Regions from separate parts of the Homo sapiens genome. Here region 1 is linked to region 2. Evidence: chromatin contacts called from ENCODE Hi-C or POLR2A ChIA-PET data. All regions are on one chromosome and are shown on one strand. The core of a region is the stretch at or near the end of the contact, and the rest is flanking DNA. Distances in the headings are between cores, read along the strand shown. Region 1 holds the start of YTHDF2 (YTH N6-methyladenosine RNA binding protein F2). Region 2 holds the start of PIGV (phosphatidylinositol glycan anchor biosynthesis class V).

Evidence for each region. Hi-C counts contacts between places; a loop is a spot of excess contacts on that map. ChIA-PET counts read pairs that join two places held with the same protein, here RNA polymerase II (POLR2A). Pooled maps may share reads with other maps.
Region 1: a pooled map shows a loop between it and region 2 (7-fold over the local background). The contact joins the promoter of YTHDF2 here to the promoter of PIGV in region 2. A Hi-C loop is called at or near these places in 2 of 50 pooled maps. POLR2A ChIA-PET finds 5 or more read pairs at or near these places in 2 of 52 experiments (GM12878 and naive thymus-derived CD4-positive, alpha-beta T cell).

Annotation. Positions count from the first base shown.
Region 1 is chr1:28,735,161-28,738,312 of GRCh38, forward strand. YTHDF2 (YTH N6-methyladenosine RNA binding protein F2) reads left to right here and starts at 1,780. Exons shown (of 5, transcript NM_016258.3): 1 at 1,780-1,987; 2 at 2,498-2,522; 3 at 3,099-3,152. The coding sequence starts at 1,961. RefSeq lists enhancers at 1-596, 1,127-1,176, 1,496-2,394, 2,277-2,386.
Region 2 is chr1:26,786,129-26,789,323 of GRCh38, forward strand. PIGV (phosphatidylinositol glycan anchor biosynthesis class V) reads left to right here and starts at 1,822. Exons shown (of 4, transcript NM_017837.4): 1 at 1,822-2,140. RefSeq lists enhancers at 592-741, 1,262-1,701, 1,748-2,574, 2,262-2,461 and a silencer at 1,752-1,961.

The sequences.
Region 1 (3,152 bases), core at 530-3,029, 1.9 Mb after region 2:
TTTGTTATTTATTTATTTATTTATTTTGAGACGAGTCTCGCTCTGTTGCCCAGGCTGGAGTGTAATGGCGTGATCTCGGCTCACTGCAACCTCTGCCTCCCGGGTTCAAGCGATTCTCCTGCCTCAGCCTCCGATTAGCTGGGACTACAGGTGCATGGCACCATGCCCAGCTAATTTTTGTATTTTTAGTAGAGTCGAGATTTCACCATGTTGGCCAGGATGGTCTCGATCTTCTGACCTCATGATCCGGCCCGCCTTGGCCTCCCAAAGTGCTGGGATTACAAACATGAGCCACCGCGCCCGCCGTAGCCGAGTATCTTTAAAAAGAAGTATTACTAGGTTTATTCTATTCCCTTGATGGAATCTATGCTCCCAGACTTGACATTTTACTGTCTCCATTAAAAGTCCTTCACCTTTGGTGCCTGACCTTACTCATTCCTACCATAAATGTGATTATGGGCAGAGAAAAAAAGTGCTTTGAGCACTTTGACCAAATTATGATGTTAAATCCAAGATGCCATGTTATTTATTTTACCGAGTCCACCCAAGCCTCCTATATCCAGCGTGTGGATAGTACGAGGTTGACAATTAGTGCATTAGTTACCTGTTTACCACGACGTACTTGCAATAACAAAAGCTATTAGATGGGCTTTCCTAGTATCAAATATTCCTGCATGAGTTGGCTTTGCTTCTGATTGAAAATACTTTTGCCCATCCTTTGCATCTCCCCTATATTCTGGTTCCCTAATACAGAGTCTCGTAGGGGTAGAGAGATACCATTATGTTAGTGTCAGATACACCTGGCTATTTAATAGTTTTGTAAACTTGGGCACATTACTTAAGCTTTCTGTTTTTCCAGTCGTAAAAAACCGAAAGACTGATAGCGATTTTGAAGTTGTCGAAAGACTTTAATGTGTTTGAAAATACCTAACAACAAAGCCTGGCCCACAGCTGGTATTTCAATAATGTTAATTTCCTTGCTTCCCTCTTGAGGTCCTTAAGATTCATAGGTTCTCCGGACTCCTTGAAAGTTTTGTGTAGATGCATGAGGTGTATTTTTCTTGGAAATAAAGTCCACAATTTAACAGATTATCTTGGGGCCAGCGATTTCCCCGAAAATAAATTGTAGATTCTCCTTCCTGCAATGCTAAGGGGTGAATCTCTTTTGCGGGAGACTGGATTCTTTCGGTGTGTGTTTTGCTCTCTGGGTACTCTTTCTGTAGTCGGCTAACAGAGGATGACCAAGCCCCTCGCGGGGGCGGGGGCGGGTCACTCCCGGACAGGGCCCCCATGAAGTTTCCCTGGGGACTGTGTGACTCCCTAGGGGTCGGGTTACCTCCCAGATGGGGGTGGGGTATCACTTGCAGCTGGAAGGCAGGTTCATTTTAAGGTCTCGCGGGCTTCGGAGGCCCCTCCCTCACTGAGAAACCGGCTTTTGTCGTTCTTCTGAAGCCAGAGCTAGTCTTTCCAGGTGTTAGTCGAAACCTCGTGGTGCGACCCTGGTCGTCCCAAACCCCCTAGGCCTTAATCCTGGGGCGGTGGGGGCGGGGAGGCCGTGAGCACGGCTTCCGCTCCTCCAATCCGCCAGAGGGCGCAGCGGCCGGCCTCTCCCTTCCCGGGGTTCTTCGCGCCGGGCCCCTTCCGCGTGGGTGAGTGAATGTGAGAGTCAGCGCTCGCGCCGCGCGCGCCGCCCGCCTCCGCTGTTCGGCGCTCTGCTTTAGGCGGTGGGGGGCGGGCGCGCGCGTAAAAGCATAGAGACGGGCATTGAGCTCTTGGGCTAGAGCGTCGCCGAGTCGGAGCCGGAGCCTGAGCCGCGCGCTGTGTCTCCGCTGCGTCCGCCGAGGCCCCCGAGTGTCAGGGACAAAAGCCTCCGCCTGCTCCCGCAGACGGGGCTCATCTGCCGCCGCCGCCGCGCTGAGGAGAGTTCGCCGCCGTCGCCGCCCGTGAGGATCTGAGAGCCATGTCGGCCAGCAGCCTCTTGGAGCAGGTACAGGCCCGGCCCGCATGCCTCGGCCATTGTGTGAGGCGAGAAGGAGCCCGACTAGGCCCGGGCCCGCCGCTCCTGGGCAGGCCGAGCCGAGCCGAGGCGTCGTCTCTTGCGGGCCAGGTTTCGGGCCTCTCAGGCCGGCCGCGCCCGGCGCCTCTCCCTCAGCCTGTTCTTCCCGCTTCTCCTCGGGCCTCGGAGCCCACGGGCCGGGCCGCGCCGCGTTCCCTTCTCTCGGCGGGCCTCGTTTTCCTTCCTTGTTTCCTTCCCCTTCCTTAAAGCCCTGGGTTCCTCGCGTCGCCGGTGGCGCGTCTGCCGCGTTTTCTCCCCTGCCCCACGGGCCTGGCGCTTTCCCCCGCCTCCCATTTTCAGCCTCTTCCTCACTACCATTCCTGACGCCTCCCCTCGGGCCTGCTCCTTTATTCTCCCTTCGGGCCCTGCCTTAATTTGTTCTTCCTTTTCCATTTCTCCTTTGGACAACTTGCTGCTCGGCGACGTTTCCTTCCCCTGCAGAGACCAAAAGGTCAAGGAAACAAAGGTAAGTCCCGCTCCGCCGGTGGCCCTGAGCCGGGAGGGGGACGCGGGGCGGTGGGGGCGGGGTCTCCGGGAAGCGCCCCGGGCGGAGGACCTTTCGGAAGCCGCTTAGTTCGCAGGTGCCGCACACTTAAGTATTTTGACCCTTTCGGTGTGTTCTTGCAGCTGGCGAACAGCTTTTTCGCTAACAAGGAGTAATTCATTAAGGGTGGGGGTGGATTGGGTTTTGAAACGCTCCAGGTCCTTAGTTTCCTGTAGGTCTTAGAAGGCCTTTGTTTTTCATCCTCGTGGATCACTCTCTGGAAGTACTCTCATGTGATGGGGGAGGGGAAGCGGGAGGGAATGGAAATCCAGAGGAGCCAATAAAATGACCTTTTTAGATCAACTTGCTCTGGGTGGAGGGGGACATTTTCACTGGCGACTGTCGCTTCAGCATTCACTGTCATCTCTTACCCTTTTGAAGTTCAATCTTACGTGCTTTGTTAACTAGTAAGGTTTTTCTCTGGTTAGCATATATGAACTAATTTGAAAGGAAGATTGTAGGATTGGGACACTCCTAATTGAATTTTTTTTTCTTTAGTACAAAATGGATCTGTACATCAAAAGGATGGATTAAACGATGATGATTTTGAAC
Region 2 (3,195 bases), core at 572-3,071:
CTGGTAGCTCAGCTGGCTCCCTGGGTAGATGCAGGCTCCATCTTAGCTGCAGACTCTACAAGAACACTGAGAGGCTGCCTCCGTCACTACTCAAAGCCTTGGAGTCCCAGAATCCCCTCCTATCCCACCTAGCCTTCTTCCAATCTGAAACCAGGGAGTCAGGGCTTTGAGAGCACAAGATTCAGCTTCCTTGTTTTCCTGTCAGAGCAGAAGTCAGAAAATGAAACAGGAAACAGAGCGGAAGAGGAGGGGGTTGGGTAGCAGAGAAGGAAAAGAGAAATTGCAGGAAAGTACAGCTGAAAATCTGGATAAAGTTCTACCTCTACAGGGTGACAGCTGAGCTTTTAAAAAACATTCTGACTTGTCTTGAGAGACCCCTGGCCTTTTTACAAATAGATTTTTGAGAGAATTTGATGTGGACAGAGGGAACCCTGAGAATGCATGTCTTTTTTCCCCTTGTGAATTTACAGAGCAAGGACAGTTCATTTCTCAGTTTTGTCTTTGCAGAGAGAGTGCTGCTTGGAGCCTCATGGTGGACTTCTAGAGATTCAAGTCACAGCCTTAGGCCCCAGTCACAAGTGTGTCCCCAGGCTTTGCCACGTTACTCACAGGCCTCTGGAGCTGAGAACAAGTGCGTGGCACTGAAAAACCTGGGGGAAGGGCCATGAAACTCCATTTTTTCCCCCTTCTCCAACACACAACGACTAAATATGATTTGCCTTTTCTCCACCTTGCACACAACAGATATCTGAAGGCAATTTAGGTCTCAGGGCCTGAAATGAGTTACAGAGTCAAGAGATACAGTCCCAGGCCCCCACAGACTGATGTGGGCTGGTCTTCGCCTGGAGAGGTAGCAACCATCTCTTTGTTCCCACCCACATGAGTAGCCGTTGCAGAAGATAAACCCCTCCCTGAGCCAGGCTGTGGCCAGAGGCTAACCCGGCCCCTGGCTTCGTTTGGAGGGCAGATAACTGAAACCACATAAGGCTTTGGAATCCTGAGAAACAAGAAATCCACCAACGGAGAAGGATTTATCATCTGTTTCCTTTAAGGAGGGTGCAAAGTTGTTCTAACAGTTTCCGTTACAAGGGTACAAACTGGCCGCTCCCCCCAATAGACGGTTTTGTTGAGTTCGCCTCTTTTTTTTTCTTCTTTTTTTGGCCCCACTTCCTATGAGAGAAACTGCTTGGGTGAGGGAGGTGAAAGGAGCCCTGGAGGGTGTTCTCTGAGGTTTTCTTCACCATCCTCATTAGCCACCTGAGGTGGGGCTGAGGACTAAAGTAGGACAGAAGGTCTCTGGTAGATAGAGGAGGGGAAAATCAGGGGGATCCCCCACTTTCTTCACACCCAGGACGCAGGGTGCCGCTGCCGGCCACAGAAACCCCAAGAATGTTTTTCTTTGGCTATTCAGAGGACATCTATTGTGTGTCAGGCCCTGTGCTGAGCTGTTGTTGCCTGACAGCAGGAAGAGCGCGGCTCTGGTTTCTGTGAAGAGGCTGCGGGTCAGCCTCCGACTACAAGAGCCTCGGCCCACACCGGGAACTCAGTGAACGTCAGCGGGAGCTGGGGCAAGAGCACTGACTCTGAGACAGCAGCCTCCGCTCACTATTTGAAGGCGGGGTGGCGGGGGGCCTTGAAGGAGAGCGAAGTGCGAGAGAACTCTTCAGGTGTCACCAAGGTGGGAAGGTGCTACGAGGCGAGGCGCCGAGCGGCGACCCCCATCCCGCTCGCCCGGAGTCAACATGGCCGCCGCGCAGGGAGGCGGGGCTGCTCCAAGTCCGGGCAGGAGCGGGGCGGGGACGCCGTCGGCGGAGCCAGCGCGCAGGCGCGGGCCGCGTGGGCCCCGGATGGAGGAGCTGAGGTTCGGTCCCCGCCGGGGAGGTCGGGACGGGCAGGGGCTGAGGACCCCGCGCCAGCTTGGGAGCCCTGGAGTTCTGGCGGGAGGGAAGCTGTCAAATGGAAGCCGGTAGAAATGAGACAGACGCCCGGAGAAGCGGGGAGCCCCGCCCCTCCGCCATAGCAGCCTCGGGCGCCGCCTCTTCCTTTCCAGCCTCCCGCCCTCGTCTGCTTCCGGCCCTGTGGCCTGGTGGGGCTCTGCAGGCTCCCTCGGGAGTGGTCCTTGGGCCGTGGCCCCTCTGGGGTGAGCGTGGATGATTAGTACCCAGAAGGGACTGTGTCCAAAAGGAGCCGGCCAGAAACGGGTTGCGGACACGGCTGGGCTGACAGAAGGCAGCCCCCACGAGGCCTTTGGCTCTGAGGACCCTGGGTCAGAGCGACTTCTCCAGCCTGCGCAGGGGGTGTTAGTCTTACCCAGAGGGTCCAGAGCTGCCGTTCAACAGGATGTCCCAGATTCTCAGATAGGGCCCAACTACCCTAAGCATACCTAGCAAGGGCAGGCTGCGGCATGGAAGTACTGGGCTAGGCGTTTGGGTGACCTGGGTCATAATCCTGGCTCGGAAAGGGCGCGTACCCTTTGGCGAGGGATGCGGGCTGGTACCGTGAGGTTTAAGAAGCAGAAAACATGACAGCCTCTTTAAGTAGCCCTGGGTACGTCACTTGACCCCAGTGAGCCTCAGTTTCCATATCCATAAAATGGCGATGGTAATTATACTAGCCTCACAGTGTCTGATGAGATCTCTGGAGCCTATTTATCTCACGGGAAAATTTTTGAAGAGTGAAACTAGTTGATCTGTAAGTGTCCTGCCAGTTAAGAGTCTGTGATTTGGCAAAGGGGTTGTTGGGAAGTGAGGTGGGCAATTAGCTGAGAGGGAGAATTGACTAGCTTTGTTTTTACTTGGTTTACCTGTAAGCAAAGTGTGGGCTACACACATCTGTAGTCGCTGAGGCTAGAGCTTGACTCGAGAGAGGAAAGGAAGAATGCAAGCATGGTCAAGTGGCAGAGGTGGGTTAGGTGCTTTTCTGATCCCAGCTTCTCTTCTGCATGCGCGTGGGAAGCCAAGGAAGAGGAAAAAAGAGTGAATTCGCCCTAGGATAGGGAAGGAGTAGCCGCGTGAGGTTGAGTATGCCCATTTCCGTGATTTCTCTCGATTCAGCGAGTCATACGTTGGAAACGTTTAGATTCACAAACTATCGTTACTGTCTGGGGCTTTCAGAAGCTTGCCTTTGAACCGAATTTTCGTGAGCCAACCGGTGTGGAATTGGGGGCCCCTCCCTTCCTCCAGGCCTCCTGGCGAT